2 separate regions of the Mus musculus genome follow, and region 2 is linked to region 1. Evidence: chromatin loops called from intact Hi-C (ENCODE). Cell type or tissue: gastrocnemius. All regions are shown on one strand. Each heading gives the region's core, and the rest is flanking DNA. Links, peaks and the distances in the headings are about the cores only.

What was found. Peaks named below come from ENCODE experiments on the same cell type or tissue, not always from the same donor. Only the 100,000 strongest peaks of a DNase experiment are listed, where the experiment ranks them.
Region 2: it touches region 1 in a loop (2.4-fold over the local background); 1 of 42 quality-filtered maps calls a loop at or near these places.

The regions. Positions count from the first base shown.
Region 1 is chr14:20,475,407-20,486,325 of GRCm38, forward strand. It overlaps Anxa7 (annexin A7), which reads right to left and starts at 4,727. Exons shown (of 13, transcript NM_001110794.1): 1 at 4,489-4,727. It overlaps Mss51 (MSS51 mitochondrial translational activator), which reads right to left. Exons shown (of 7, transcript NM_029104.1): 4 at 10,741-10,865; 5 at 9,229-9,795; 6 at 8,144-8,237; 7 at 7,458-7,835. The coding sequence ends at 7,655. In gastrocnemius, for the core only: CTCF peaks have their summits at 4,446 and 4,650; DNase peaks (open chromatin) are centred at 4,516 and 6,048; H3K4me3 peaks cover 2,715 bases; H3K27ac peaks cover 3,298 bases.
Region 2 is chr14:20,343,024-20,353,942 of GRCm38, forward strand. It overlaps Ecd (ecdysoneless cell cycle regulator), which reads right to left and starts at 5,098. Exons shown (of 14, transcript NM_027475.3): 1 at 4,771-5,098; 2 at 3,588-3,798; 3 at 233-350. The coding sequence starts at 3,792. It overlaps Fam149b (family with sequence similarity 149, member B), which reads left to right and starts at 5,139. Exons shown (of 14, transcript NM_001024512.2): 1 at 5,139-5,371; 2 at 8,289-8,393; 3 at 9,681-9,816. The coding sequence starts at 5,325. In gastrocnemius, for the core only: a CTCF peak has its summit at 5,227 (motif pointing right); a DNase peak (open chromatin) is centred at 5,114; H3K4me3 peaks cover 2,615 bases; H3K27ac peaks cover 2,542 bases.

The sequences.
Region 1 (10,919 bases), core at 2,273-7,272:
CATTCTTACCCCCAGGCAGGCATCATTCCTTCATTTAACCCACTCTTAACCCACTCTTACCCCCAGGCAGGCATCATTCCTTCATTTAACCCACTCTTACCCCCAGGCAGGCATCACTCCTTCATTTAACCCATTCTTACCCCCAGGCAGGCATCACTCCTTCATTTAACCCTTACCAGCTTGGCCCTCAAGCCTGTGCTCATGCATCATATCTTCCTTTAGTTGGAACTCTATCTCTCCTTTCTTTACATAATACCATGAACAAAAAGTGGGATTCTCCTATTTTATACATGCAAATCTCCTGAAAATTCACTGAGGAGTACACTGACCCAATAGTTCTAGATTGGGAACTAAGAGTCTGCCCCACTCCCCCCCCCTTTCTGCACAGGTAAGCTGGAACTCTCTATCTATCATCCATTTATCTATCTATCTATCTATAGATGAGGCTGGCCTTGAATTAGCAACTACTGCCTTAGCCTGCTGAGATCACAGGTGGTGCTACCATTCCCATACCATTTTGTGGAGATCAGAAGGCAACTTGAGAGATTAGGTTTTCTCCTTGCATTGTATAAGTTCTGGGGATCAAATTCACAATGTCAGGCTTGGGAACACACACATTGTTAGTTGTTCGTTTACCTATTTGACACAAGCGAGAATCAGCTGAGAAGAGGGAACCTCGCTTGAGAAAATGCACCCATCAGACTGGTCTCTAGGCAAACCTACTGGGCATTTCCTTGATTGGTGACTGAGGTGGGAGGGTCACCATGGGCAGTGCCATCCGTGGGCAGGTGGTACTGGGTTGTGGGAAAAAGCAAACTGAGCAAGCCAGGAGGAACAAGAAAAAAAGCAGTGCTTCTCTGGGGTCTCTACTTCAGTTCCTGCTTTCAGGTCCCTTTGTTGAGTTCCTGCCCTGATTTCCCTCATAATGGACTGTCACCTGGAAGTACAAGATGAAATAAACCCATTCCCCTCCAGGTTACTTCTGGTCAAGATCTTCTTTATCACAGCAGTGGAAACCAAGCTAGGACATACCTTTAGCTCCCGAGCCCTCTCACCAGCCCAAGATTCTGTATTTCTAACAAAACTTCCAAGTTAATGTTGATTATACTTTGGTACCACGGCATTTTGGCATTTCTGGAACTATTTTCTAATTTGCTTAATTTAACATAGTGTGTTTATCCTCAATGTAGACATAAATGACTTCTATTTCTTTCACCTCGAGATAGCAAACAAGTAGAGGTGCAGGTCAGTGGCATAACCCTCGTGTGCAGAGTGCCTGCGTCAGGTACCCAACAGCAAAAGATAACAAATCCATTCAATTCAGTTCTCAGCATAATAAGCAGTAGTCTGGGTGCTGATACACTATTCAGGAAAAAGAATGCATGCAGCCTTTTTGTGTGTCCAATATAAGAGGATGTGATAATAAGTGTGCTATTACAGTGCCCCTTGACATAATCATAGGCACGAAGCTATGATTGGGAATATATAATATCAAAGTTTATAAGTCATTAAGGTAAACAGAGGCTGGAGAAATGGCTCTGTCTGTAGACTGCTTGCCATACACAATAATCTGAGTTCCAAACCCCCAGTGTCCGTGTAAAAAGCCAGGTGTGACAGCACAATATGGAACCCCAGAGCTAGGGGCTGGGAAGACCAGATGGAATCTCCATGGCCAGTCTAAGCAATCAGTGAGAGTGCTAGCTTCCAAGAAAGGCATTGACTCCAAAAATAAGGTGGAGAACAACAGAGAAGGTCATTTAATGTCAGCTTCTGGCTTCTACGATTGTACACACCAGCACACACATATATGCAGAAACATGAATACACACATACCCCCCCCCACACACACACACACTACGACAGTAACATATTAATAAAATTGACTCAGTCTGGTCTCAATTAATTGAAAGCCAAAAACCTGTGCATAAAAAGAGAAAGAAGCTAAATTCTTTCTCTTTTTTCTTCTTCTCTGTTCTTGATTACCATCAGGATTACGTAAGGCAAGCCTGCAGCTTCTAAAGGACTGTCAGAGGGTCAAATGAAAGAGGTCAGGATCAAAAGCGGGAAATCTGAAAGTAATTTGTGAAATAATGCTTAGGGTCACAAAAAGGCTGACTCTGTAGCTCAGAGGTAAGTGGGAGGGAGGGAGGGAGGGAGGGAGAAGGGGAAAGAGGAATCAGGGAGAGAAAGAGATAGGAAGTGAGGGGGAAAGAAAGGAAGAGAGAGGGTAAAGGAGAACACATGTATGCCTCTGGAGAGGGAGAACTGACTGGGGAGGTGACTGTGTAAAGTGCTTGCTACAGAGGTCTGAAGATCTGAATTCAGATCCCCAGAAGCTGGGCAAGCTAGCTCGGATCTCTAATTCCAGCACCTCTGTGGTGAGATGGGAGGTAAAGACCAAGAAATCCCCTTAAGTTTCCAGGCCAGCTAGCCTGGTGTATGGATAGGTAGCCAGAGACCCACACCCAAGACTTTCCTGACCTCCATATGCACATTGTGGCATGTGCACCCAGCCCCACAAACTTGTACACACATGCATGTACACACACAGATAAAAGAGTGAATCACTCCAATGACAAAGTTCTATTTCTACATTTTAACTACTATATTAAATCTTACCTTTAAGGGCCTAGAGGACTTATACCAAGATTTTTAAAACAAAACAAAAATAAATAAAGCAAAGATTATCTAGGTATTAGCATATGAAAAACTGAAACAATTTCAGTGCACCTTGAAGATTATTAAGTACCAGAAATGAAATGCCATTTCCATATAGGTCACAGAAATACCTTCACAAATGCACATTTATATAGGTACTAGGCTATTCATCATAGCATCATCTGTAATAGGAAAAGTAGTTCAAGATAATCTAAACATCACTTAGCGATAAGTGAATCATGAATATTCATAAAGTGAAGCTATAAACTATACACCTTCTAAAAGTCCTTTTAAAAAATCCATTAATAAAACCATCTACCACACGTGGTAAATTAAACAAAGCCAGGTGGAAAACAAGCGTTCTGCTAAAGAAATACACCCATTTTCTTCTCTCAGTAAACAAGCTCACAGGAAGGAGACAGGGAAGCAGAAAAGGGTGCAGCCTGACTGGGAGAGTGCATGCAGGTGTGTGTGGGGTGTGTGTGGGGTGTGGGTGTGTATGTGGGGGGTATAACGACAAAGCAGCTCATTTTTTCATGGCCTTTTAGCCCCTTTAAACATTGCTCATGTGATCACTTCAAAAAGTAGACTTTAAACTTTTTGTAAAAGGCTAACAAACCCTAGGGTGACTCAACAAATTACTCAGCTCTGCTGAAGTTAACAGGACTCTTCTGAGTGAACCAGAGCTTTTGTTTTCCCTTTAACAATGTTACAAACAACCTTTAGAAAAACTTGGAAAATCCAATCTTGGTTCTCCAAACCATCTCCACCCAGTGAGTCAGTTAGTAAAAGGGTGGATCTATGTCAGTCTCTCAACTGGCAAGAGGCCTAAGAAGTTAAGGGTGGGGTTGGGGGTGGGGACCGGTGACAAACTGGGAAGGGAAACAGGAAGTGTGACTTAGGCCAGGCAAGAACAGAAACAGTTTCCCAAAAGCCGCCTCTAGGTTCCGGAAGGGCCATTTAAAGCAATGACTGAGGATAACAGGGAAACAGGGCTTAGTCCTCTGCGTGGGAAGGTAGCCCTCTACTTAACCACGAGGGCTAAAGGGTGGTTTAAGTTTGCGGGAGCAAAATTATTTACTCCACTTGTTTCTAATGATTTCCTGGCCTAAACCGTAGCTCACTACACTTGTACTGTAATTGGGGCAGATTGCTTTATCAGAATGGCTCGCTATCACCTGGCAGCAATTAAGGAATGTAATGGATAACAGTAAAATACCTTTCGTCTTTTCACTTGGTTTAGCCATTCCCCTCTGCATCTTGCTTACCTAGACGGCTGATATGGGTCAAGGACAAGGAAAAAAAAATCTAGATTGTTACTGGAATAGTTTCCAAGAATTTTAAACCGGAGCTTACATATCAGGCTTGTGAATTCTGCCCTAGATGTCATTAAGCACGGCACAAATTCCTCAAGTTCCTCTAAATTTGCTGTGTCACCAAAAAGTCTAGTCACTAGCCAAAGCCAGCTTTCGGAGCTGCTAGTCGGCCTTCTGGCAAGGGGCTTCACCAGGGCCACCATCGGGCCTTAAGTCCGCCACTTGCGGCCCAACTGACCGAAAGCGGGGTACCACTGCTGCCTGGCATCCCACTCTAAGCCTAACAGAGTGATTTACCCACAGACCTTCCCAGTCCTCCAGCACGCAGGGAAAGCATGCCCAACCCACCCCAAACACCCGAAACGCGTCCGAGTCCGCGTCCGCCACCCGGAGGCCCACCTCGTTAGGACACGCGCGGGGCTCTACGACTACGGTTGGAAGACCAGACCAGGGACTGGGAACGAGCTGACTGACCGACGGAAGAACAGCAAGGGGAGGGGGTGCGAGTCCTCACCTGAACGAGAAAGCAGCGTCACACCCTAGCCCGCTTTCCTGCAATATGGAGCCAGAGGGCGTGGCGCATGGGCGGCGCGAGGGTGCTAGCTGCTTGGACCGCCCCCAAGCTCGGGCGGGACGCTGCGCCCCTCAGGTGGCTCAGCTAGTTTTAACACGTGTCTATATCTCAGCGAGGTAAATCTACTCCAGGTGGTGCTACTGTAGAAAGGAACTGCAGCTTTGGGTGGAGCCGCGCAAGTGGGCGGAGCAGAGGGACTCAAAGATAGAGAGCTCCAGGCCTCCGGGGATCCTGAGAACCTAGGTTTGTTTCATGTGACTATAGGGAATTGTGAGTAGACAGAACTGGAGTTGAATTAAACAAAACTAAGCAGGGTTCAAAGTTCTACTGGTCCATTAGTGTTAAACTCACCATATATAGAACTAAGTATTTGAGGCACTTACATGGAAAGAAAACATACACAGAGACATAGTGAAGTGATGAATGGAGGTTACAGGTCAACCAAATGTTCACCTCTTTTTTTTTTTTTTTTTTTTTTTTTTTTTTTTTTTTTTAAGGTTGGTCTTACTGGGACTGATGGGCAGTAAGGCAAGAATGGCTGATCAGTGAGCTCCTGGGATTCACGTATGCATTTTCAGTGATAGAATTACAGGCTGGCATTTGCACCTGACTGAGCCAGCTCTCCACCATGGCTTTCACTTTCACGACAAAATTGTATTTGGGTATGTAAGCCTGAGCATGACTTGTAGGGATTGTTTCCCTTCCTCTACCATGTGATTTTCAGGGATGGAATTCAGGTCATAAGGCTCCACGGTAAACACTTGGGTAAGGCATGGAGACAAATGCCTTCACACCTCAGCACACGCCAATTCCACTATACTACAGTTTTTAAAAAAGTTTATTTGTATAAGATATATTTCTGAGTGTGGGCACATGTGGAGGTCAGAGGACAACTTGGAAGAGGAGACAGTGCTCCCTTTCCACCATGTAGGTTGAGAGAATGCCACTGTGTTTTCCAGGCTTGGCTGCAAGGCCCATTTACCACTGGGCCATCTCACAGGCCCAAGGCACTTTCACTTGATATTTGAAACATAAAATTTAAAATAAGGTAAGCCAGGCAGTGGTGGCGCACACCTTTAATCCCAGCACTTAGGAGGCTGAGGCAGTTGAATTTCTGAATTCGAGGCCAGGCTGGTCTACAGAGTGAGTTCCAGGACAGTCAGGGCTACACAGAGAAATCCTGTCTCAAAAAGCCAAAAAGCCAAAAAAAAAAAAAAAAAAAAAAAAAAAAAATTGAAAGAAGGTAGTTTTTTGTTTTCATTGTTACATCCCAGAAGTAAAAGGTATCCTGGAATCCTCTGGTATTCCTGGAGCCAAGGAATAGCAGAGTCACACCACACATCAAACCTTACAGAATAGACTTGGCAAAGAAGCAGTGAAGAAGTGAGCAGAAAGCAGGCTTTCTATCCGGTGTCTTGGCGGGGAGGTGCAGACCTTTCCAGGGTGGCCAGATCATGAGCTTCTTTTTCTGTAGGGCGGGGCCTGGCCACTCCCACTCTTCTGTTCGAGTAGCCTGTGGGGTGGAGCCTGGCAGCTGGAGGTCTCTAGGTGCTTCATACAAGGGGAGTCTCTGCACATGGCTGCCCAAGTTGGTGTGAAAGCCAACATTTGTGCTACTCGTGTAATATCTAAGAAAACATTGTACAAATTCATGAAGATTTATATATTCTAAGCATTGAAGTTCTTTAGATCTCTGATCCATTTTAAAGTGTTTGAGGCTGGGTCTTCATATAGCTCAAGCTGACCTCAAAACTTGCTGTGCGACCACAGATGAGCTTGAACTGATCCTTCTTCCTCTACCTCCTGAGTGCTGTCGATTTTGTTGACTTTAGCCTTGCTGTGTAGCCAGGACAGCCTCCCAGTTCCTGAGCCTCCTGCCATACCGGCATTTGTACTGGAATTAGAGGCATGTCCCACAACACAGTTTAAACTCACTTTATATGATATGAACTGGAGCTTCAACTTTACTCTTTTGCATGTGGCTATCCAATTGTTCTAGCAAGGTTTGTTGAAAGGTCTATTATTCAGTCTGTTCTACAGAATGAGTTCCAGGACAGCTACACAGAGAAATCCTTTCTCAAAAACAATCAAAAGGAAGGAAGGAAAAAACGTTTATCCCTTTGATCCTTGTCAAAAATCAGATGACTCATAAACAGTAAGGATTTTTTTTTCAACTTTTGCAATGGTCTAAATGTATGTATCTCCTTCAAAATTGATGTTTCTAAGTCTTCGTCTCCAAGATTATGGTATCAGGAAGTAAGGCTGTTGGGAGATGACTAAGCCAAGAGAGCACTACCCTAATGTATGGGCTTATTGCCCTGATTAAAAGTATGACTGGGGGGCTGGTGAGATGGCTCAGTGGGTAAGAGCACCAGACTGCTCTTCCAAAGGTCTGGAGTTCAAATCCCAGCAACCACATGGTGGCTCGCAACCATCCTAACGAGATCTGATTCCCTCTTCTGGAGTGTCTGAAGACAGCTACAGTGTACTTACATATAAATAAATAAATCTTAAAAAAAAAAAAAGTATGACTGGCTACCCTTTTACCGGATGAGGAAAAAAAAAAAGGTTCCGCCTTCTATAAACCAGGAAATGGGTCTTTACCAGATAACAAACCTTCCAATGTCTTGGTTTGTGAAATCCAAGTGTCTGTAACTTAGAGAAGTAAATGTCTTTTCTTTGATCTTTTTTCCTTTTTTACACAGGTTTCACACCTGTAACTCCTGTGTGAAGCTGAGGCACCTGAGCAACTTAATAACACCCTGTCTCAAATAAACGATAAAAAAATAACAAATTACAAAAGAGAGCTGGGAATGTAGCTCAACAGTAAAGCACTTGCCTAGCATGTACAAGGCTCTGGATTCCAGTGGGGGGGGGGGGATCAGAAATGAGTCTGGTAATGTTAACTTCCATTGGTTTAAACATCTTTATTTGAACTGTGAATAAGGTTTAGCATACCACAGGGTTCAAAGCTGGCAAAAATCTGACATCAACAGGGTAAGTTGATTAAGCTTTCATTTTCCAGGCATTCAGTAAAGACTTGGTTCAATTACTGAAAAATCATCTGGTTTTGTTTTTTTTTTTTTTCCTTCTCGTTGCTTCTTATCTAATTGGCAGGGGAACTTCCAAGAAACATGATGTAGTAGGCACTGCTGTATACTGGTTGCTTGTTGGGATTAGAATAGACTTGTTCTGGTTTGAGGGATGCGAAAGGATTAGCTCCACAAGCAATGATGTGTGTATCCAAGTTCACCAGAATCTGCAAAGAGGCTTCCAGTTCCTGTTGGCTATGGAAGAGAAAAGGAAAATCCCTCGACTTAGTGTGAGAACAGAAATTGCCAAGTGCAAGGCAATTCATGATCAATCCCCCAAATTATCTAAAGCTGTACTAAGCAAGGACTATTATTTTCCTCCCAAATGTCTCACCAAATCCCTGATTAGCAAAGGACTATTCCCAGATTTTTTTTTAAACAACTACGTGCAGGAAGGAAGAACATCTTCCTAAGACAAACAGGTATGGGGAATCAAAATGAGTGCATCTGTATATAGGAAAAAGTGAGTCCAAAAAGGATCAGAAACAGAAATAAGTAAAAACCTGTAAACAGTAATCAATGTTGGAATCTCATAGTCACGAAGTAGCAGCAGGGTGGGTAACCAAGCTTCCATCAAGCCTGGGGAGGCATGGAAACCTGAAGAACAAGAATGGAAATGGGAAGAGAGGGAAGAAAAGCTGAGCACAGCCTAAGAGCAGGACATTTCTTTGATGTTATCTGCTCAACCCTCACATTGATCATCCCCAGTTCTCACCATCAGGAACTTCAGTAAAAAATTCTGACCCAAGGTAACATGCATGGGCAGTGACCAACCAAGCTCATCACTAGTCTGTATTTAATGACGACCAACATGTCTTAGAAAATGCCGCCCTAAGACCCAGCTTTGGGCATTTCTTAACTAATGATTGTGGTGGTTTGAATAGGTTTGGCCCCAATAGAATCATGTGTATGGGTGCTTGGCCTATAGGGAGTGGCATTATTAGAAAGTGTGGCCTGTTGGAGGAGGTGGGTCACTGCAGGGGCAGGTTTTGAGGTCTTATATGCTCAAGCTATGACGAGACATGTCTTATGACACACAACACAGTCCCCTTTATGCTGCCTGCTAATAACCAAGATGTAGAACTCTCAGCACCTTCTCCAGCACCATGTCTTCCTGGACACTGTCATGTATCCCACCATGATACATGACACTGTAAGCCAGCCCCAATTAAACATTTCCCTTTATAAGAACTGCCTTGGTCATGGTGTCCCTTCACAGCAATAAAACCCCAACTAAGAAAGTGATTGATGGGGGAGGGCCCAATCCATTTTAGGCGGTGCCATTCCTGGACTGGATGCTATAATAACGCAGACTGAGCAACCCATGAGAAGCAATCCAGTAAGAACAACCCAACCATGGTCTCTGCATCAGCTCCCACCTCCAGGTTCCTGCCCTGTTTGAGTTCCTACCCTGACTTCCTTCAGTGATGGACTACAATGTGGAAGTGTGAACTGAATAAATCCTTTCCTCCCCAATTGTCTTTTGATTTTGATGTTTCATCACAGTGATAGAAATCCTAACTAGGACATAAGTGCAGGATGGAAAATTATCAGCTCCTCAGCATTCCTCTGGATGAACAGTTCTTACCTGGATGGAATGCAGCCACCAAATCTGGATGGGCCAGAATCCCAGTCTCTATTTGCTCCTCCCAGAAGTCATGATACAGGGCCCTGTGGCCACTAAGCTGAATTGTTCCAGGCTCCAAGGATAAAGATGAAGAACTCTGTAAAAGGTCAGTAGCCACATCCACACCCACCATGATCACATGAAAGCCAAGGTGTTCAGGAAACATGTAGCCAAGCTCATCATAATCTCCAGAACGAATAAGAAATGTCTCTACGTGGGAAGCACCAACCACATGCAATGTGCTTCCTCCAGTCTTCCCAACATCTATTGCCACAGTCCGAAGCCCTAAGCCCAGGGTCAAGGGCCGTGACAGAACATCTGTCATCAACCGCTTCAAAGAGCCATGCAAGACATCTGGGTCTGGCCGTGGCCTTCCTAGACTTGCCCAAAGCATGGTCATAGAGTGACTACCCAGAAGAGCATTCAATGTAGATTCTAGCTGTAAACCCCTCATAGAAAACCAGGTATCCCAATTCTGTATATCTTCAGGTAGCCATGGCCAAGGTCCTGAGGGTAGGACAAAATCACCTGTGGGGCAGAAAGAGTTAATAAACATGGCTGGAGAGAAGAGGGCACACTGCTCCTGGAAAGAACCTGAGTTTAGTTCTCAGCAGCCTTATTGGGCAATTCACATCTCCTGTAATTCAAGTTCTAGAAGACCCCATGTCCTCTTCTAGCCTTGGGAGGCACTGATCTCATGTGTGAAAACCCATAATTTTAAAAAATAAAGAGGAGCTGTGTCAAAAGGATGGACCATCTAGAGCCTGCCATATCCAGGGTTCCATCCCATATTCAGCTTCCAAACGCTGACACAATTGTATATACTAGCAAGATTTTGCTGAAAGGACCCAGATGTAGCTGTCTCTTGTGAGACTAGGCCGGGGCCTAGCAAACACAGAAGTGGATGCTCACAGTCAGCTATTGGATGGATCACAGGGCCCCCAATGGAGGAGCTAGAGAAAGTAGCCAAGGAGCTAAAGGGATCTGTAACCCTATAGGTGGAAAAACATTATGAACTAACCAGTACCCCGGAGCTCTTGACTCTAGCTGCATATGTATCAAAAGATGGCCTAGGCGGCCATCACTGGAAAGAGAGGCCCATTGGACACGCAAACTTTATATGCCCCAGTACAGTGGAATGCCAGGGCCAAAAAGGGGGAGTGGGTGGGTAGGGGAGTGGATGGGAAGGTATGGGGGACTTTTGGGATAGCATTGGAAATGTAAATGAGGAAAATACCTAATAAAAAGGAAAAAAAATAAAGAAATATCAAATCCTTTCTTGGGTTCAAAATTCTCTCCTCAGTAATTCCTCCATATTTATTCTGCCAACCTTTAACTATAAGTATCTGCATTCCTTCTCACAGTTTCTCATTTTCCCCTAAAAATAACATGCTTTTATTTAGTTACATCTAAAATCATCAAATGCTATTATAGTACAATATCCTAATGCTCTACCTGTGACCTCTACTCTACCTGTGACCAGAAGCCATTCCATGACACGATCTACAGCCACAAGACGGAGCTCTCGACAAACCTTCCTATGTGCTGGCCAATCTGACCTCTGGCACTCTGTATCACAGTAATAGACATTTCTGCACCTGAGAGAATGAACCAAAGAAACATGGTCCTATGTCACAAAGATATCTTAGTGT
Region 2 (10,919 bases), core at 3,251-8,250, 130 kb before region 1:
AAGCAGCAAAAGCTAAGCTAAGAAGGTTTTGCTAGAGGAACTGAACTCTCAGTGTCTTTCCTAGAAAACCAAGTCGCAGAAGAACAGAAAGAAAACAGTCAGCTTTTCAATCTGCCCCGAATATGAACAATTTCTGCCAGAGCTCAGACAAAAATTACTAAAAGAAAACAAATATAATCACTTATGCTTTAAAATGAGAATCCCTTTAGAATAATTAAAATAATGACAATACCTGGCCACTAACTCTGGAAATTCCTTTGTAATCTGCTTTATTACATAAACAATAAACCATTCATCCTCAATGTTATCTCCAAACTTTGTCATGCCGTACATATGAGCAGGAACACCTCCTGTAAACAAGAGAGAAGTGACTGTGAGCCAGGCAAGTGTGTCCCTGCAAGGAAAAACATACTTAACACTTGTTTACCATGGCTAAATTGCAAGGATTACTCTGGGAGCTGGGGTTGCAATTCTGAGCAAGATATGAGGAGTCTGGGTCTCAAAAAAGGAACAGAAAACCAAACCGTCTTTAAAAACCCACTAACGGTTGTGTGAACATAGAGGAGGCTCCTGCTTCATTTTGTACGGTAATAACAGCGGAAGAACAATCAGAGATGGACTTTCCAGAAAGGAGAGCATGGCCAGAGGCATGGAGTTACAGGAGATAAGGGAGTGTCACAGGATATAAGGATTCTGTTTCGGTGGAACAGAACCTCTCAAATAGGTGCACCCTAAGTACACAGATGCTAAACATCACATTCTTAAACAACCAAAAGCCAAAAAGAAAATCACAGGAGAAGTGAAAAAATAGCTTGGAACAAATGAAAAATGAAAGTATTATATATGAAAATTCATATATAGCTTTGTGGGAAGCCACCCCCACATTCGCCGTTACAAGATGGCGCTGACAGCTGTGTTCTAAGTGGTAAACAAATAATCTGCGCATGTGCCAAGGGTAGTTCTCCACCCCATGTGCTCTGCCTTCCCCGTGACGACAACTCGGCCATGGGCTGCAGCCAATCAGGGAGTGATACGTCCTAGGCGAAGGATAACTCTCCTTAATAGGGACGGGGTTTCGCTTTTGCTTTGGGCTTGCTCTCTTGCTCCTAAAGATGTAAACAATAGAGCTCTTGCTCTGCGCTCTGGCGCTCTGGCTCCTAAAGATGTAAGCAATGGGGGGCTTGCACTCTTACTCCTGAAGATGTAAGCAATAAAGTTTTGCCGCAGAAGATTCTGGTTTGCTGTGTTCTTCCTGGCCGGTCGTGAACGCGTGTAAGATAGCTTAGCAAAAATCATTAAAGTAACAGTTTACAGTTATGTAAGATCTCAAACCAGCACTCCCACTTTAGGAAAGAAGAAAAACATCAAACAAAGCATAAACCTAGCAGGAGAAACAAGACAATCACAGCAGAGATAAATGAAACAAACTGAGGGTTGTTTTTTTAAATGGGAGAAGAGGTCAGTAAAATTACACTAAGAAGAGACAACTAAATTCAGATGTGAAAGAGGAGACATTATACTCTCTCTGTAGAGTATAAAAGGTTACAAGGGAATCTATGAATGTCTTTATTCCAAGAAATTGGGAAAGCTATAAGAAATGAAATTAATAAACCCCTAATTAAGGTCTTGATGCAATCAAGAAGAAGTAGAAAGTATTATCAGACTTATAACTATGATGGATATTGGATCAGCAATCAAAAGCCTCTATCTAACAGCTGAGCATAGTGGCACACACCCATAATCCTAGCGCTAGGGAGGCTGAGGCAGGAGGATTGTGAGTTTGAGGGCAGGCTGAGTTACAGCAGAGCCAAGTGATCTCTCTGAAACCATAAGCAAAATAAGTCCTTAAGTTGATTTTTCTCAGGTATTTTTTTTTTATCACAACACTGAAAAGATGACTAACCAGATTCAACAACACATTGAAAGGGGTTATAATACTACAGTCGATTGGGGTTTGTTCCCGTACGACAAAAATGGTTCAACATACAGAGTCAACCAACGTCTCAGTGGCTGCTCTCCCAGAGGATCTGGGTGCAATTTCTAGCACCCACATGGTGGCTCACAAACATTGGCGACCCCAGTTGCCTCTGTCTGAGGGCACTGTGTGAATGACCTGTACTGACATACGTATGTGCAAACACCCAAGCACATAAAATAAACAAAAAGTTAAGGAATCAATCGATGTAATGTACCGCATGAAGCTCAGAGAAATGCACTCCAAGGCACCACAGCAACCATGGCAAAAACCAAGCCAAAGAAACAGAGAACCAAAAGATGTGAGAGGAACAACCTCTCAACTTAGCTGCTTCACCAAATCCCCTATCTCTCCAGCTAGAGGAGCTCAGAGCAGAGTACGATTTTCATTTGCATTATATATCAGACTTCAACTGAAACCTCCCCCGCAGCCACAGGAAGCGAGTGGCACAGTCTAATCTGTGCTGTACCAAGGCACCTGCCAATGGTGTGTGGAGCTCAGGGAAGTTCAGAAGCTGGAGTCTCCCACACTGAGACCAAGCCCCTAGTATCTGGAGGTGCTGACACTAGGTCTTCCTGCTCTGTCCCTCACGGCACATAGCAAAGCAAGGACTGTAAATTTGAAATACTAATCATCTTGGGTAACATTCAGCAATGCCATCACATAGTGGAAAATTCAGGGTAAGCCTGGCTTTCTAAAAGATAATAGGTTGTTTTTGTTTGGAAACTGACTCTCACTCTGTGACCCGGGCTGGCCTCAAACTGGTGATTCTCCTGCCTTAGGCCGGAGTGCTAAGATGACAGGTGTGTGCCACCATACCTGTCTAATGGGCTCGTTTTATATGTGGCACATTAATTTGCTCATCTCCCTGTCAATAAACATTGCCTGTATCTAGAAAATAAAATTAGGGTTGGGGAAGTAGCTCAGTGGCAGACCAGTTGCTTAGCAACGCACAAGGCCCCAGGTTCAATGCCCAGTGGTGGAAAAAAGTTCAGTGACAGTAATACCACAGGAGAAACCGAGCGGCTGCTAGCCAAATCTAACACATTAGCACTGAAGTGTGAACAGGAATGGCGGGATCCAAAGATCCAAGGCTCCCGATCCTCAACAGTCACTCTGAGTCACTGAGTAAATACAGCCTGGCTGCACTCATTCATTTTCATAACGTTAGAAGACATGACAGAACAGATGACTGTATTTTGCTAGAGTTGGACGTAAGCACTGGTGACAGCAGTAAAGGACACCGGAAATGCTTCTGGGTGGCAACGGACAGTAACAAAACCCATTTAGTTGTTTTTATTGGCCAGACAAAGTCACTCTTGGATTCTCAGGAAAACAGCTACATGAAACAAAGCAACCTCCCACAGGCATCATGGAGATAAGTCCTGCGCAGAGAAAAAGAACTGTGACTAAGTCCCAAGCCTGGGCCTTCGCAGCACCAGCACTCACACTTAGGCACAGTGAGAGAGTCCATACCACAGCCACAGTCCCCGCATCCCTAGCCATAAAGATATTCTATAGAGTTAAAGTTAGGGGCTTGGCTATATGTGGGCAGACGTCAGTGGCTTTTAAGGTTATGGAACAAGTCTCTCAGAAGGAAGGCTTACTTTACCTTTTGCAGGCTTGTATTTGAGATTGAAAGGCTGATTCTGCCAGATATAAGGGACCAGTATGGGTGCGAACTGGGTCATTATCCGTTCAATGTACTTCTGAAGAATCTCTCTGTGCTCTTCTGTGCCTCTGGCTTTATCTGGTATCAGGAAGAGATGGTACTCCACAGCATCCTCTACCATTGCGAGCTTTCCACTGCCCTCCATTCTTCTCTAAAAATGGCCATCAAAGTTCAAGGGACATAAGCCACACAAAAGGAGAAATAACAGCATTCTCAGAATTCTTCTAGGTGACTACATTATTTCCCCCAAATTTGATACACACCTACCATCATGGTTCCGGCCTTTACCAGACACCACTTGATTTATCCTCTGAATAACAGACTTAAAACTATCTTCCTTAAAATTAAATTATGTGAACTGGAAACCTTGATATTATGGAGTAAATGAAAGTCCAACAACTCACTTCCCAAACCAAAGAAGTATGTGAGGATAAAAGTTAAAAATAGCTAGGTGTGCCTATGGTCTCAGCTGAGAGATCAAGGCAAAAGGATCACCTGGGTCCAGGATTTTGAGGCTAGGCTAGGTAACATAAGACGATCCTTTCTCACAAATAAATAAATGTTTGCCCTTCAGTCGGCAGCAGTGTGTGTAACACAGTTTGAAAACATTCCATTACTATCCATTATTCTCTCACACCTTCCAACCGTGCTTCAGTCGGTGGCATACTTTGGGCACTTTACTTTCTTGAGCTTTCTACTTAGTCGTGAAATGAAAGTGTTAGTCTGCCGTCTCTAAAACACCTTCCTTTAAAATTGTGTTACTAGGTGCGTTAAAAAGCAATGCCCCTTGCTCTACAGGGCTTCTATAGAAGATTTAAAAGTGCCAACACTTGCGTGTCGGAGTTTCGTCCCAAAATAATTGGTCATGGTTCCGGATGCCCACCTAACGCAGCAATTTAATTCCTAAGCTTACTTGGCTTTGCAATGAACCAATAAGGAACCTGCACCTTCTATGCAACTACCCACTCACCACTGTAAATTAGAATCGTGCTGCCTCTCACCCTGGCGGATCAAGGAAAAACTCTACCCACCCTCACCCTAAATCCAAGCAGGGCTCTTTATGTAGAATTTACAGAGTCAGAATTGGACTTGAGATCATGGGAATTAATGAAAAATGACATACCCGAGAGTACAGAAGAGGAGCCACCAGGAGCACTGTCCTGGCGCGGTATAGTGCTCCTTCACCAAACTAGACGCTCTTCTTCCACCTGACAAAAGTAAAGCGATCCCTTTCAATAGCTCTCTCGTGCGCCTCTGCTCTGGCACCTTTCCTTGGCTGCCTCTTCCAGCAGGACACTTGGTCAGAGGCGACCACCAACCGCCCAATCCCGGCCCATGCTGGGTCCTCGCGTTCGCTTGGGCCCTGATCCACGCCTGAACGCCTGCAAGTCGTGAGGCTCGGAACCCTGAGTATAGTCTCTAGTGCGCATCGGAGCCAATTTCCGAAAGACGCTGTACCTTCGTCACTTCCGCTCATGAGAGGAAGGAGGCAGGTCGGAAGACTATAGAGTGGGAACTCTGGGAGGTGGCGGTCCGGAATCTAAGCGACGGGGCGAGACGGGGCGAGACGGGGCCGGTAGGTGGCAGGAGGGGGCCGGGCCGGAGCCGGCGGGAGGGCCAGGCCCCGAGGCCCCCGCCCTGGCTTGCCCGCCCTGGCCGCAGAGGAGAAAAAGGAGGATGATCTCCAGATACACTCGGAAGGCCGTGCCGCAGAGCGTGGAGCTGTGAGTGGATTGCTCTGCTCGCCCAGCTTGGGCCGCCGGAGCTCAAGGGACCTTATAAGGCCCGTCCTCTCCTTTCCCGTCCCAGACATAGGGAGGGAAAATACTATCCCGGATTCTCACCTCCCAGCCCTGGTGGAAGCTGCCTTTTGTCTTTGGGTCACCAGCTTAGGGTGTGCCTTTGGGACTGTTAGGTCCTGAATTGAGGGAGTGCTGCATCCGTTGTTCCCACAGTGCTTTTGACCCCACTGAAGATAATAGCTTAAATGCTACAATAACGTTGAACGTGTCTAGTTCAGAACACCATGCAAAGCTGTTTGCTTGAATGCAATAGCGAAATCAGGTTGAGACCAACTTTGCACATCCTACAAATAAAGATCACAGGTCTAAAGGTTGTATCTAGAAGGTGGTGCAGCTCAGACGTACAAACCAAGGGTCAATCCGATTGTAAAGCCTGTTGTCAAGCAATTCACACATTGCCGTCACACCCCCTGCAAATAATGCTAAAAAGCAAGCACTTTGGTAGTTTAAAAACCTGCTTTGTACCCTTAGTAAAGTGTAACATAGAGCCTTATATCTACTGACTGGTACTTTGCAATTTCAAAAGAACCTGCAGTTTCTTGGTCCTTTCAGCAGTTCTGAAAGATTGCTGTAACTAGCTTCTGTTGCTCAGATAAAATTAGAAAGCTTCCACATCTGAACCCAATAGGGCCTGAACGTTTAAACCAAGTCCCATTGGTCCTCCTCATTGAAGTAAGCAATTTCAACAGCCATACACTTATTATGCATTCCAATAACATTCATTTAAAGTCACACCTGAGATTTTTAGATGGATACTTTTCTTGCCACTTAGCTTTTAGGAAATTTAACTAGATCTGGGCCTTCCTGTCTATGTATACAACTAAGATGTACAAGTATACCTAAAATGATGACGTAGGGCTGGTACATAATAGATCCTCAATAAGTGATAGCACTACTTTCTTCTTCCCGCCTTTACTTGGTAAAAGAGCCATACAAAGAAGAGAACCTCTCCTTGCTTTTCAGAAGCATGTTATCTATTAAGGAATATGTTATTTGCACAACAGCAAATCAGATAATAAGCTCCTTAGGGAATAAAACTAAGAAATAATCATTTCCCCAAAGTGAGAAGGATTTAACTTAAAATCTGCTTTTAATTTTTAAAATTCCATTTAGTGTATCATGCACATGCGCGTGCACCATAGCACACATTTGTTTTTTTGATTTTTTTTTTTTTTTTTTTTTTTTTGGTTTTTTGAGACAGGGTTTCTCTGCGCAGTCCTGGCTGTCCTGGAACTCACTCTTTAGACCATGCTGGTCTTGAACTCAGAAATCCACCTGCCTCTGCCTCCCAAGTGCTGGGATTACAGGTGTGCGCCACCACTGCCCGGCCCATAGCACACATTTGGAGGTTAGTAGACAGCTTCCAAGAGTCACTCATTCCATTATGTGAGTCTTGTTGATTGAACTCAGGTCATGAGGCTTGGTGGCAAGTACCTTTATTTACTGGGCCATCTTATCAGCCCCAGATTTGCTTTTATAATTATTTCTAACCAGAGATGTTAAAAATACATGTTGTATGAAGACACTCTGGATAGGCATCTCCTGAGCTGAAATTTCTGACCCTGTGTATTGTACTACTTGTTCTTGATGCTGTTTTTTATAGTTCCTAAAAATAGCCTTTCCCAAAGGGAATCATAATAGAGTGAGCAATGAGGATTAAATGCATAGAAATGATAGTGTATTTAAATGAATGTTTAATGTTAGCTGTTACAGAGCCCATCCATTTTGAAGTAGTAGCATTCTTTAGCAGTTACTAGTTATAGATGTTAAAAAGGGGTTAGCAAGGTTGATTGTCTCAGTGTAGTCTCCCACACCCTTTTTTGGTTCTGAGAAATGAACTTAGTACCTCAGATATGCTAGGAAGTACCACTGCTAAGCTATATTTCCAGCCTTGACTTTCATTTAAAATTTGTATTTACACATATAAGCAAGGTGTGAGGTTTGTGTGTGTGTGTGACCACCTCAAAATGTAAAACATTCATAATTTTTTAATCATCTACCTGCTGGGCACTACTCCTCTGGAGTCTATTTTCTGCTGGGGCTTGTCTGCTGGAATAAACAATACATTAGTTATTCTATCTTCCAGACATAGTTATCTAGAGCAGGCATTGTTTCCCCACAAAATTGTCTAGTCAGACATACCCAGGAGACAAGGTAGGTTAAACAGAGGCTTACAAGTTTCTCTGCCCACACATCATGAATCCCTAGTGCATGCGTTTCACTTAAAACAGAATTAAATAACTGCTTATGATGTATGATTAGCTAAGTGAGAGTCAGTGTTAAATCTAAGTGGTCTGGCTCCAAACATTCTCAGTGGAGGTGAGCATTCCGAGATTTTACTGAATTGTATTGTATTTATTTGTAAAGTTAAGAATGTACGCTTGAATTTTTTTCTCTAGTGGTAGACATGATTTAAAAGTATATGGTAGGGCTGAAAAGGTGGCTCAAAAGTTAAGAATACTTATTGTTCTTGTCGAGGATCTGAGTTTAGTTCCAAACAGGGGCTCACAGTTGCCTGTAACTCAAAGTCCAGATCTGACATCCTTTGTGCATGTGGTACATATGAAGCATAGACACCTACACATGATTTTTTTAAAAAATGTTAAAGTATGTTCACTAGGGGCTAACAAGATGGTTAGCATGTAAAAGTACTTGCCACCAAGGCTGACAACCAAGTTCAGTTTCAGGACTCACAAAGTGGAAGGAGAGAACCAACTCTCACAGGTTGGTCGCAGTCTTCACATACACACCATGGCATGCGTGTACATGTACAATACTGTAAGTGTGACTTCTTTACAGGAAATGTAAAATATAAAGACAGCTTTATTATCCTTCCCAGGAAAGGACTAACAAAGCACGCTCTTAACCACCACCCCCTTCCAGAGCGACTGGATGACATTTCCTCTACCAACAACAGCCATGGAAAAGATACAAGTTCTCACAGGTACTGCCACACAGCATGCGTGCTTGCTTGTTGCACTTGCTAATGGCAAAGGGTTTGTTCATTCGGACCACACCTGTGCTCGTGAGACCAAACAAGAAATGTTATCTCTGTGAGAGCCTAAGGCTGGAGGCTTGCTGAAGCTTGGACTTGTAAAGCGCTCCCCCCCTTTGTGGTGTGTGTGTGTGTGTGTGTGTGTGTGTGTGTGTGTGTGAGAGAGAGAGAGAGAGAGAGAGAGAGAGAGAGAGAGAGAGAGAGAGAACACGCTTGTACAGACACCTGTAGGTGCACAGAGAGGCTAGAGTTCTCTGTGTGTGTGCATGTGCACGCATGCCACGAGCTGCCCATGGTGCTGAGAGATGAACTTGGGCCAACTTGTAAAATAGTTCATGCTCTAACTTTAGAGACAGCTCTGCAGCCCACCAGAAGTAATATGTAGCTAAGTAGGTAAATTAAAAAATGGATCAGATACGTGATTTTAATTCTGTTCCTGGCATTTATTAGTTGAGTACCATTGGGCAAGTGAAATACTGGATAATGAATAGAAAAATAATAATCAGAAGTTGGTGCTTTGGAAGCTAGTCAGTAAAAGTGACAAATCTTTAGTTGCTTTGACCAAGAAGAAAAGACACAGATGCCATCTTTTTTATGGTCTTGTGGCTCTAAATCAGACAAAGTATGTAAAGGTTCACGCAGTGCTGTCATACAGTGAGTGCAAAGTCAGTAATCATTGCAGTTACCAAGCAGGGGGCTCTGAGGAGCAGCGTGCTGTCATAGGAAAGACTGGAAAGGCAATATCTAGGGTCAAACCTGGGGATAAAGCTCAGATTCCGAGCAAGGCTGGAGAGATGGCTCAGAGGTTAAGAGCACTGACTGATCTTGCAGAGGTCCTGGGTTCAATTCGCAGCAACCACATGGTGGCTCACAACCATCTTTACTGAGATCTGATGCCCTCTTCTGGTGTGTCTGAAGACAGCTGCAGTGTACTCACATACATTAAATAAATAAATAAATCTTTTAAAAAAAAACAAAACAGAGATTCCTGGAGTTTTAAGGACAGTTAATTAGACCTGCACTGGCAGCCTACAGTGGCGTGGGTTAAATGACAGGCATTATTTAACACAGCTGACATCCATTCTATACAGAATCCTGGTTTTTACAGGGCGCTTGGATTCCAAGTTTACCTTTACCTCTACTGATATATTGTATACATGCTTACCACCTGATAAGTTGCTGAGTAAACATAAGAATTTTCTTTTTTTCTCCCCTTTTCTCAAATTGTCCATTTAGTGAATCTGACATCACCCAAGAATCACCCATTACATCAACTGACACTGGGAATTCGAATTCGCGTTCTGCTTTTCCAAGCTACGCAGGCACAGGGGTCTCAACAGAAGGCAGCTCCGACTTCTCTTGGGGATATGGTGTGAGTTGTCTGCTAATCGTTAGCCGCTGTTCTGGGGACTGAGGGACCATCATCCCGCCAGTCTCTGCCCCGTGTGCGTGCGTGCGTGCGTGCGTGCGTGTGTGTGTGCGTGTGTCTGTGTGTGTGTGTGTAGTGTGTACACGTGCGTGTGCGTGCGTGCGTGCGTGTGCGTGCGTGCGTGTGTGTGCGCGTGCGTGCGTGTGTGTGCGTGTGTCTGTGTGTGTGTGTGTAGTGTGTACACGTGTGTGTGCACACGAGTGTGTGTGTGCGCGTGTGTGTGTGCGTGCGTGTGTGTGGTGTGTACACGTGTGGATGTGTGTGTGTGCGTGTGCGTAGAAATATGCTTGCCTTGTAAACAAGTCTGGAGGTCAGAGGACAACATTAGGTGATTTTCTTGATCACTTTTTACCTTATTTACTTATTTATCTATATATTGTTTTTTGAGACTAGGTATTTTTGTGTAACTTCAGGTATCTTGAAATTCACTAAGTAGACTAGGCTGGCCTCAAACTCACAGAGATCCATACGCCACTTCCTCCCCAGCGCTGGAATTAAAGGCGGGCACCTCCATGCCCAGGTATTTTACTCAGCATCCATGCTTCAAGACAAGGTTCCACTAGGTAGCATTAGCTGTCTTGGAACTTGTTATAGAGACCAGACTGACCTCAGTCTCATAAAGACCTGCCTATCTCTTGCTCCTAAGTGCTGAGATTAAAAGCATGTGCCACTCTACATGGCTTATTTATTTTTTCAGTTTAATTTTAAAAGCATTGTGCATGCATGCATGCATATTATGTGTGGGTGGGGCTGGTACCACTGTCCGTGTGTGGAAGTCATAGGACCACTTTGTGAAGTCACTGGACTCAGGGTAAGGCTTGCAGGCTAGCATCTTAATCCACTGAGCCAACTGTCCAGCTCCAACCATAGTGATTTCATTTTATTATTTTAAGATTTATTTATTTTATGTATATGAGTACACTGTAGCTGTACAGGTAGTTGTGATCCTTCATGTGGTTGTTGGGAATTGAATTTTTAGGACCTCTGCTCGCTCCAGTCAACCCCGCTCACTCCAGTTGGTCCCGCTCTCTCTGGCCCAAAGATTT